Regions from separate parts of the Homo sapiens genome. Here region 2 is linked to region 1. A link is a loop called in an ENCODE intact Hi-C map of the cell type or tissue named here. Cell type or tissue: PC-9. All regions are shown on one strand. Each heading gives the region's core, and the rest is flanking DNA. Links, peaks and the distances in the headings are about the cores only. Region 1 overlaps FRMD4B (FERM domain containing 4B). Region 2 overlaps ARL6IP5 (ARF like GTPase 6 interacting protein 5).

What was found. Hi-C counts contacts between places; a loop is a spot of excess contacts. Peaks named below come from ENCODE experiments on the same cell type or tissue, not always from the same donor. Only the 100,000 strongest peaks of a DNase experiment are listed, where the experiment ranks them.
Region 2: it touches region 1 in a loop (2.6-fold over the local background); 2 of 110 quality-filtered maps call a loop at or near these places.

Annotation. Positions count from the first base shown.
Region 1 is chr3:69,230,938-69,233,855 of GRCh38, forward strand. All of the region lies in intron 7 of FRMD4B (FERM domain containing 4B), which reads right to left. Among named protein-coding and RNA genes, the nearest start is that of LMOD3, 110 kb to the left of the region's middle. RefSeq lists an enhancer at 6-770. In PC-9, for the core only: no CTCF peak of the experiment used is centred there; a DNase peak (open chromatin) is centred at 1,284; H3K4me3 peaks cover 1,159 bases; H3K27ac peaks cover 2,500 bases.
Region 2 is chr3:69,088,783-69,091,700 of GRCh38, forward strand. All of the region lies in intron 1 of ARL6IP5 (ARF like GTPase 6 interacting protein 5), which reads left to right. Among named protein-coding and RNA genes, the nearest start is that of ARL6IP5, 5.3 kb to the left of the region's middle. In PC-9, for the core only: no CTCF peak of the experiment used is centred there; a DNase peak (open chromatin) is centred at 1,489; H3K4me3 peaks cover 588 bases; H3K27ac peaks cover 2,331 bases.

The DNA of each region.
Region 1 (2,918 bases), core at 210-2,709:
AACACAATCACTACTTCATGTACATAAAGGTCCAAAACAAACAAAATGAAACTAGAAACAATCACACATAGGTGATAAAACTATGAGGAAAGACAAGCACTCGATCTCATCTCATCTGGGAAGCTAAGTAAGGTTGGGGCTGGTTACTTCTTGGATGGGAGACAGCCCGGAAATACTGGGTGCTATAGGCTTAACAAAACAAAGACAAGAAAACATTTACCATAGAGTCAGAATGCCCATGAGGAAAGAGGGAATTTTATTGGAGGTAGGAAAGTACAATATACAGTGGGGGGCAGGAGGCTTCTGGGGTCCTGGCAACATTCCTCACTGGCTGTGGTTGTATTGCTGCATCCTTTTTTTCTCCTTATTTTTTTCTCCGAGACTCTGTCACCCAGGCTGGAGTGCAGTGGCACCATCTTGGCTAACTGCAACCTCCGCCTCCTGGGTTTAAACGATTCTCCTTCCTCAGCCCTCCCAGTAGGTGGGACTACAGGTATGTGCTACCACGCCCAGCTAATTTTTGTATTTTTAGTAGAGACGGGGTTTCGCCATGTTGGCCAGGCTGTTCTCGAACTCGTGACCTCAGGTGATCTGCCCGCCTCCACCTCCCAAAGTGCTGGGATTACAGGCGTAAGCCACTGTGCCCGGCCCAGCTGCATCCTTCTAATTTGTTCTTTATACCAATATACATGTTTTACACATTATTCTATGTGATATAATTCACAACAAAAATGGAATCAAGTATGGCCAGTTGAGTGGATGTGGGGAAAGCCGAAGTTCAAGATCACTGCCCTGTTATGGGGAGGTGCTGCAACGGTAACGTAAGAGGTTAGAACCTACTAAACCAAAAATGAATCCACTGGGATGTTAGAAACACTGGCATATTATTATAGAAGGTTAAGCTCGATCGTTTCCATAGTTTAGGATCAAACGGGATTTCACGTTTGAGTGGACTGGCAGTAGCTGAGTGCTCATTTGTTCACCCTCCCGGGGAATCTGTCTGGGAGCCTGAGGCTGCAAGGGATCTACGGAGCTTGTAGGAGCAGCCAGGTCTGGCTTCTGCACAGAAGGCCCCTCCCTGGCCGGCTGGGCAGGAGGCATGATTTATGAGTCAGGATCAACCTCAGAGTTCAGAGGGAGGGCCCAAAAGTAGTAGGGGAGGTGAACAAGCCTCAATCGGGATGTCTCTGCCTTTCACCAGCAATAAATACACTCAAACTGACTGGACATTACTGACCCTAATGGCAACGGATATGTTATTTTAAAGATGCACTTGACCAGAATTGCCATGAGGGACTGGTTTCTCCGGGTCCTAGCCAGAGAGAATGCCCATAAATCTACATCACTTGCTACTTCTCAGTGACCAAACCAGAAATTGCTTCTCTCCATAATTTCAGCAGGAATTCAGATGTCACAATGAAGAACATGCTTGCATTTTATCTGATTATCTAGGCTGAACTCCTCCCTTAGGCATTCCAGATTCCTATTTCGATAACTTTCCAGAAGGAAGCTGCCCATGACCCACTATTTAGCTACTACAACTATTTCTCAGGCAACAATTCCTTTGGTCATTCTGAAGCCCCCCTTTCACAGGCTGTTTTTCTTTACTGACCCCAAGTACCCTGACGGAATGTGCCAACCCCACTCATTTTTGAGAAAGCCACATGGCTGGCAAAACTGAGGCTACTCTTTGTGTGTGCTGGAGTACTTGTGTGGAAAAAGCCACCCCCAGCAAATGGGTGCACCTGCTTGTGGCTAATTGTGGGCTTGTACACAGCAACAATCAGCCACCTGCTATCAGAGACTGGCGTAGAAGGGAGTGCAGGCAGTTAGCACACTGGGCATGCTAGTACTTCCTAGAGAAAACTAAGACCCTTGCTGTCTATGCTTGGTGTGGGGGCATCCTCCATTTGTAGAACAGCTTAAAAAAAAAAAATGCCCAAGCCCCAAAGTTGCAAATTTCACTTTTGTTGTTTGTTTTTTTTTTTTTTTTTGGTAGGGATGAGGTCTCCCTTTGTTGCCCAGGCAGGTTTCAAACCCTTGGGCTCAAGTGATCCTCCCATCTTGGCTTCTCAAAGTACTGGGATTACAGGCATGAACCACCACACCAGCTCCGCATTTCACTTTTCTTCTCCAAGCAAAGCGCTTCCTTACCTGAAACCCAAACCAAAGGTGCATAAAAAATGTATATTAAATATAATATCCAAATGGAAACAGCTACAGAAGCTTCACTTTCTAAACCTAAGCTGTTTAGAAAGTTAACTTGGGGCTGGTTGCAGTGGCTTACACCTGTAATCCCAGCACTTTGGGAGGCGAGATGGATCACTTGAGCCCAGGAGTTCGAGACCAGCCTGGCCAACATGGTGAAACCTTGTCTCTATGAACAATACAGAAAAATTAGTTGGGTGGGGTGGCACACGCCTGTAGTCCCAGGTACTTGGAAGGATGAGTTGGGAGAATCACCTGAGGCCGGGAGTTCGAGGCTGCAATGAGCCACGATCGCCTACTGCACTCCAGCCTGGGTGACAGAGTGAGACCCTGTCTCAAAAAAAAAAAAAAAAAGATTAACTTGGGTCTGGAGTTCTTTTTTCACCTACACATAATTGTAACTCAAAATCCTTATTTCAGAAAATGTGTATGTGGATGTAAAAATGCCATAGTTAAGTGCCTATTTGAACACTCAGTAAAGTCTAAAGCCTGTTATTAAGTGTATATGTACCATACAGCTTACATAACATGAGAAATTAAAAGATCATGACAGGGGCCTCCCAGGATTTGGGCAAGTCATCACAGCCAAGAACTCTATTTAGTACTGTGTCCCAGGCAAACCAAAGATTTACTGTTATTAGGAATGGAGCTAATTGGAAACATTTGCCAGTCTTCTAGTGTTGCCTTGTATAGGCCTTGATGAGAAGTCA
Region 2 (2,918 bases), core at 165-2,664, 140 kb before region 1:
TGTGAGACGTTTTGGGATTAAGATATTCTTTTCACATCACACACAACAATAGAAGTCTCTACCTTGATCTTCAAAGTGAAAAACAAAGGCAACACCTAATGACACTTGCAATTTAAGTACTAAGCGTGTGATACATTCTAGTTGTGGATGAAAACTTCTTTGTGCTTAATGGAATGCCAAATGATTTGAGCTGGAGAACTCTGTTCAGTGTGTGAGCCATGGAACAGCAGCATCTTTCGCCTGAGAGCTTGTCAGAAGTGAAGCATCTCAGGCCCCATTTCAGACCTACTGGGTTAGAATCTACATTTTAACAAAAGTCTCAGATGATTCATAGGTACATTAAAATCTGAGAGGCACTGGATTGGTCTGGCTCAAAAGAAAATTTAAATAAATATACCTATATGCCCAGGTGTCACCTTCCGTGATTCAAAATGTATAGTTCTTGGCAGGGTCCAGGCATCTGTTGTTTTTTTCTTTTTCTCTAACTTCCTAAGTGATTGTGATTATACACCCCTAGGAGAAATACTGATCCTCTTGAACCCCGTAACTTCTGAAATGTAAAAGCTCGAGGTCACAGGCTAATTGGAACTAAAGCTGCTAATAATAGGAAGTGAAATATTTTTTCCATTAAGCCATATTGCAAATTTTCTAAAGCTCTTGATTAACCAAATTCAACTGCATCCCTGACTCTTACAATATTTGCAATGCTATTGCTGTCTTATTCTGAAAAGTTCTTTCCTGGATGGGTATAGTGGCTCACACCTGTAATCCCAACACTTCGGGAGGCAGAGATGGGAGGATTGCTCAAGGCCAGGAGTTTAAGACTAGCCTGGGCAACATAGTGAAACCCTGTCTAAAAAAAAAAAAAAAAAAAATTATTTTCTGCCATTAGAACTCATATTTTCTGGTATGGCCTCAGAATCACCAACCACACACAGAATTTGCAACATATAAAAATGCCTCTGCTGCTTCTCCAGCAAGAGAGCTGCATGTATTCTTATGTATATACATTTGTGCCTCCCCCTTTAGATAGAACCATGTAGCTGCTGAAGGAATGAGCCCATGATTTCTCAGCTGAAGTAACTCCTCACCATGTGGCCTGATCATTTGGCCTATGGAGATGTTGCAGGAGGGTGGAATTGACAGCTGCCACTTTATGCTTTCAGTTACTCAAGATGGTAAGGAGTTTCTAGAAGGCTGGTAATTATAAGTTTGAAAACAGCATTAATGTAATCTTTTCAAAATGAACGTGGCTTGGTGGCTCTGTAATATGTTCTAGGCCTGTGGCTCCCAGCATCTGGTATTATGAAATGTTCGTATTGTTTGTACCTTTAAATGCTGTAAAGATGAAGAACCAAGTTTCCAGTTGGTAGAGGAAAAAAAGCGTAAGGCAACCCTGGGAGGCTCTGGATCAGAATCTATTGAAATGATTGCAGATAGAATGAGTTGCAGTCTGTTTATACTAAAGCAAGTGGAAATGTTTTTGAGATTAGTCAGCTTCAACACCAGTTCTACAACATTACTCTTATTTGTGTTGCTTCATTCATTCAATTAACAAAGAGTATGAAGCACTTACCAACTTCTCAGACACTGCTAGGAGATAGTGAAGAATAGGACAGCTGTGATTCCTGCCTTCACGGAAAGGCAGCAAGACCACACTGAACACATGATAACTAATTTGTATACAAGTATAGCAAGTGTACAGAAATACACACCTACATAAACACATCCTTCTCAACCTGACTTACCTGATCTCCCCTGTACATTATTACTCCAAATTCCAAATCTCTCAGGTGTTGGGAATAGGGGAGGCATTGAGTATGTAGACAGGAAAAAGGTTTTTTTAAATTTTACTATCCTAACCCACAGCTCAGATCCTTCTATTCCATTGAACAAATACTGAGCACCTACCATGTGGTAGACACTGTCTAGGCCCTGAGGATACAGTCAGGAGTACAACTCCACCAGCCTTCCCAAATCCTCCCAGAATTCTCCTGCCCTTCGATGCCCATTTATTTGCATTTGAGGCTGGCACCTGTCTTCCTCTGATGGCTTATGTGTTTCTTCTGAATACAGAACTTTAAGAGGTCTGTCAACACACAGTAACATTTTAATCTCAAAATCTTTATCTAGGCTGGACATGATGGCTCACGCCTGTGATCCCAGCCCTTTGGGAGGCCGAGGCGGGTAGATCACCTAAGCTCAGGAGTTTAAGACCAGCCCGGGCAACATGGCGAAACCCCATCTCTACCAAAAATAGAAAAAATTAGCCTGGCGTGGTGGCATGCATCTGTGGTCCCAGCTACTTGGGAGGCTGAGGTGGGAGGATCTTTTGAGCGTGGGAGGCGGAGGTTGCAATGAGCCAAGAACGCACGCCACTGCACTACAGCCTGGGTAACAGAGTGAGACGCCGTGTAAAAAATAAATAAGTAAATATAAATCTTTAATAAGGATTGCTTTTCATTAAATAACCTCTGACAGTGTATGTGTGTATATGTGTGTGTATATACATACATATATATATATTTTGAGACAGGGTTTCACTCTATTGCCCAGGCTGGAGTATGGTGGCGCAGTCATGGCTCACTACAGCCTCTACCTCCCTGGGCTCAGGTGATCCTCCTGCCTCAGCATCTTAAGTAGCTGGGACTATAGGCATGTGCCACCAGCCTGGCTAATTGTTGTATTTTTTTTTGTAGAGAAGGGTTTTTGCCATGTTGCCCAGGCTGGTTTCGAACTCCTGGGCTCAAGCAATCCTCCTGCCTTGGTCTCCGAAAGTGCTGGGATGACAGGCGAGAGGTATGGCTGGCACACCTTTGATACTATTTATGTAACTTTGTTTATCTGAACTTCTCTCCCCTCTCCGTCCAGCTTTTTTTTTTTTTTTTTTTTCAATGTTGCCTGCTACTTTTGGCCTT